2 separate regions of the Homo sapiens genome follow, and region 1 is linked to region 2. Evidence: read pairs that join two places in POLR2A ChIA-PET (ENCODE). Cell type or tissue: PC-9. All regions are shown on one strand.

Region 1 (2,500 bases), 150 kb after region 2:
CATTGGGTGAGAAGCAATGGGATGGGGAAGGCGGATCCCTATATTAATTAGTTGGAAGCTGTTGTCAAGGTCTTGGCCTTTTTGTCTGAGTGATGGGTTTGTAGGTATTACATTATTAAAAATAGTAATTAAATAAAAGGTCATTCATGGACTACTGAAGACAAGTGTCATCAACCAAGCATGATTGCTACATTTCTATGTAACTGAGTTCTAACTAAAGAAAAATCTTATGTGTATGTAGCTACATAAATAATATTCTAAAATCTCAATAGATTTTACCACCAAAAAGGTGTACTCATGAATGTTGATTTTTGGCTAACTTTGGAAAGATTTCTATTTTTTTTGATTTTCATATACTATTTTATGTGGCTATTTCCTAAAAATGCGTATAACTTGGTCAACTGGAAAATGCTTAGGATTTTTCTGGATTATTAATTTATTTTTACCAATTAGAAATGCTGTTTCTGAAAAATTTTTAAACTACATTAGTTTATTTCTCTGCTGTACTAGGAAAATAATACTGAGAAGTATGAGTGATTCATGATTGAATTTCTTGTAATGCTTCAATATACTTGTATTTTAGACAGCACAAGAGATTTGACTTACTCAGGCCAGGCTTAGAATGTAATCCTGGAATTTGCCTTTTCCACTAAATCCTTAATGTAAAACTGTCTTTTTAAGACGTCTTCCTTCTGAAATTTGTTTCCCTTTGTCCCTACCCCATTGTGGTTAGGGGTGGGGGACAAAGGGAAATTTTATTGGTTGAAGTTTTGCTGTAATTTTGCTATGATTTTTCAGTTTCAGATTACTCTGGTTTTGGCTCTAAGCACTCACGTTATTTAAAAGTGCTAATTTATACATTTACTTAAATACCTACTTTGTTATAGGCACTTTACTAAATACATATTCATTAATCAAATTATTGTAATAATAAAAACATATAATTACAAACTGAGATGCGTGGTCTGAAGCTCAGGAAAACGCATCTGTGAGTGCAAAAAGGCACCTCACCTGGACTTAGGAAGTGACTTTTAAGCTGAGATCTAAAGGATGATTAGGGCTCACTCAGGTCATAGTATAGGATTCAGGTCAGTGAAAACAGCTTATACAAAGGAGCTGTAGCAGGAGGAGGTACAGCATGACTAACACTGAAAAATGTAGTATGACTCAGTGTTGTGACTCAAAGGTGAGACCAAACAACAGAGATGGCAAGGGCCTGATTTATTCAGGACCTAAGAGCAATGGGAAACCTTTGAAGATTCTAAATTGAGAGGCTACTGGAGATCATATTTGTGTTTGAAGAGAATCTTTATTTAATGTCTGTCTTTCTGGCTAAACTGTAAGCTCCACGAGTAGAGGCACCAACTTTTGATCTCACCGAGTACAATACAAGTAGGTACTCAATAAATGTTGTGTCACCATTTAATAGCTTAGTGCCTGGCAGACAGTAAGTGCTTAGTAACGTTATGATTTTCATTGCTCTAGACTGGCCTTTAGTGTAAGACAGTGGCTGCTAAGGATTTAGAGGTTTCATGAAATAATTAATTCCAAGAATATCTGTTGAAGACCTGTGATATACTCAGAAATGGCAGCTAAATTTATTTATTAGAATGTCATCACTTCTTTTCTTTTGTGCCCCATCTAGGATGTACAGAGCACAAAAGTGATTGAAAATTGTTACTAAATCAGACCAACCTACAGTGAGGTGCTACAGCAGATGCACCTGCCCTACAGTATTCAGTTTACGTGATCACTTTGGTGCTTGTAAAGATAGCTTTTATAAAACTATTTCTTCTAGAGTTCTCAGTATAATTACCTTTCCAAAGTTCATTTGAAATAGTCTCAATTCTTCTTCAGTCATATTCGTTTATTTTATATAAATTAGAATACCTTGCCATGTTTCTTCCCAAAGACTAATGATTGCCATTCAAAATATTTCTTCTGGCCAGGCTTGGTGGCTCATGCCTGTAATCCCAGCATTTTGGGAGGCCAAGGCGGGCAGATCACTTGAGGTCAGGAGTTCGAGACCAGCCTGGCCAACATGGTGAAACCCCCCTCTCTACTAAAAATACAAAAATTAGCCGGGCATGGTGGTGCATGCCTGTAGTCCCAGCTACTCGGGAGGTTGAGGCAGGAGAATTTCTTGAACCCAGGAGGTGGGGTGCGCAGTGAGCCGAGAGCATGGCCGCTGCACTCCAGCCTGAGTGGCAGAGCAAGACTCTGTCTCAAACAAAAGAAAAAAAGTAACTAATTTTAACGTCTCCAAAACTTGGTTTGGTAAAATTGTGTATAGGGGTGTAAGTTGTAGTTTTTGGGAAAAAAATTTATTTTATCAAATAAAGCTAATTTTTTTTCTTAGTTTTTAATGTGCCCAGCTTTGGATGCCTAGAAACACAGACACACAGACACACACACACACACACACACACACACACACACACACACTCTTAATTTTTCATGATGGGAATTGTTTAACATTTACAAAAGTAACGCGGTGAAA
Region 2 (2,500 bases):
CCATCACCTGCCAAGAAAAGTCCCTCACAACCTTGACTTAAAAAGCAAAGGCCCATGATAACTCTTGTCTGGATGCTACAAGAGCCTCCTAATCAGGCTCATGGCCCCCATTCCCTTCTACAGATAGCCACCAGTTTGCTTCCTGAAGGGCTTGGACCATGAGCATGTCAAAGCCTTGCTAAAGCCTCTTCAATGGCTCCCCATGACACAGGGTGAAATAAAGTCCCTAAGTATGACTTTAGGAGTTCCCATGACCTGGACATCTCTCCAGCTTCATGCTCTGCTGCTCCTCTTCAGTAAGCCTCCAAGAAACCAGTACACAGAGACTGTGGATTCATGCTATTCTCTTAGACCAAAATACCTCTTCCTCCCCAACTACCCAACTGCAATACCAAGCTCCAATGACACTTCGCAAAGTAAAAGGACCAGTTCTTTTACAAATCTTGGAACTAGGGAAGACCACCAAAAACACAGTGGCCTTTCAGCTGGAACTGCCATCTTCCAGTAATTCACCAAAATGACAAACACAAAGGGAAAGAGGAGAGGCACCCGATAGATGTTCTCTAGGCCTGTTAGAAAACATGGAGTTGTTTATTTGGCCACGTATATGAGAATCTATGAGAAAGGTGATGCTGTAGACATCTAAGGGAATGGGTACTGCTCTAAAAAGAATGCCCCACAAGTGTTACCATGGCTAAACTGGAAGAGTCTGCAGTGTTCCCCAGCATGCCGTTGGTACTGTTGTAAACAAAAAAGTTAAGGGGAAGATTCTTGCCAAGAGAATTAATGTGCATATTGAGCACATTAAGCACTCCAAGAGCTGAGATAACTTCCTAAAAAACATGAAGGAAAATGATCAGAAAAAGAAAGCCAAAGAGTTCAACTGAAGTGCCAGCCTGCTCTACCAAGAGAAGTGCAACTTTGTGAGAACCAAGGGGAAGGAGCCTGCTGCTGGAACGTATGAACTCATGGCATAGTAGATGTTAAAAAAATAAAATAAAATAAATACAAGACTTCTGGGCTGCAAAAAAAAAAAACACAGTGGATAATACAGCCACTATTGAATGCACACTCACAATGTGTTGGGTTCTTTATATCCATTTTTGCATTGAAGTATTATTTAAGCACTACCACCCATCTTCAAGTGGAGGGAACAGAGACTCAGAGAGAATACTGAGCTCATTCAGGGTCTCTTAGTCCACCTCCAAATGCTTAAATCCCTAATTTAACTTTGCAAATTGATTTCATTCAAATGTGAATTTCATTAGCTGAAAAATCCCAAGATAAACAGTTGTTTAAAAGATAAAATCCCATTTTTCATGTTTTTCAAAAAGAATTAAATTCACATCATGTTGCTTGAAGTCCCAGACCACCTCTAAAAAAAAGTACCATGAACTCCACAATTTTTCAATTACTTTGGTCCAGACCAGCAGTGATAAAAATGCTCACTTTCTAAAAAGTGTATTTATGTATCACTGTGCATACACACATGGATTTATTTGGTTTTATTCTTTGGATTTATTTGAATTCTATGGCTATTTATTTTGTGACCCCTAACTGCTTCCTGCTAGAACAACAATTTACTTTATCAAATTCATACTGGTGCTTTGAAAAGAAAGAACAGCAACACACCACAGTATTGTGCCTGACCTTCTCAAAGTAAACACAGAGGGGCCATGACAGGCAATAGCCATTAGGTTTTAAAACTTTGTCTCTGCAATGGAGGAGAGGGGGGCAGGGAAAGGCAGTGGATAAACGTTCTGGCTTAGAAATGATCTTTAGGGGTTAGGAGCCTGGGAGAGAAATCATATGGTCCCGAACCATCTTCATGCCACTGCCTAAACATTTTGAAATGCAACCAAGTTGGCTATGAAAAGTAGCTGAGAAGCCAGCAGTATGATATTATTAATAGTCTGCTTTTAAAGTTCCACATATTGAGATTTAAAAGTTGAGCTGCAGTTGCTCTGGTGCCTAGGAGCCAAAGTGTTGCTAATAAACTCAGGAAGGGAACAGACCCCAAGTTCCTTACATTTGCACTCCACTCTCAGACCTCCAGCTTCTATTTTTAATAGTGCTCACATGATAGGCCTGTAAAACATATGTTTCTATGGACAATAAAACACATATAAAAGAGTTTTGGAGTTAGACAGAACTGGGTTAATGATCTTGACTCTGCTCCCTACTACTTGAGTAAGTTATTTCACATCTCCAAAACTCCCTTTCTCATCTGTTTAATGGGAAGAATGAAATCTAACTTTAGGGTGGTTGGGATTATATAAAAATTAAAGCATTCATTCAACAAATATTTATTGAGGCTTAACTATATATATTAAGTTACAAGGAACACAAAGATGACCCAGACCCTGCCCTCAAGAAGCTTACAATCCAGCAGGGGAAGACACATATCATCAAAATCAGTTGAGAAGAAAGTCAAGGCAATAGCACTGAGTAATGCCAGCATAGAGTCCGGGACACACTGTGGACACTCAATGAATGTTAA

What was found. Peaks named below come from ENCODE experiments on the same cell type or tissue, not always from the same donor. Only the 100,000 strongest peaks of a DNase experiment are listed, where the experiment ranks them.
Region 1: POLR2A ChIA-PET joins it to region 2 with 6 read pairs; 2 of 35 experiments call an interaction of 5 or more read pairs at or near these places.

What each region holds. Positions count from the first base shown.
Region 1 is chr1:56,687,493-56,689,992 of GRCh38, forward strand. All of the region lies in intron 2 of PRKAA2 (protein kinase AMP-activated catalytic subunit alpha 2), which reads left to right. Among named protein-coding and RNA genes, the nearest start is that of PRKAA2, 43 kb to the left of the region's middle. In PC-9, no CTCF peak of the experiment used is centred here; a DNase peak (open chromatin) is centred at 1,139; H3K4me3 peaks cover 386 bases; H3K27ac peaks cover 2,284 bases.
Region 2 is chr1:56,537,935-56,540,434 of GRCh38, forward strand. All of the region lies in intron 1 of PLPP3 (phospholipid phosphatase 3), which reads right to left. It also overlaps the pseudogene RPL21P23. Among named protein-coding and RNA genes, the nearest start is that of PLPP3, 40 kb to the right of the region's middle. In PC-9, no CTCF peak of the experiment used is centred here; no DNase peak of the experiment used is centred here.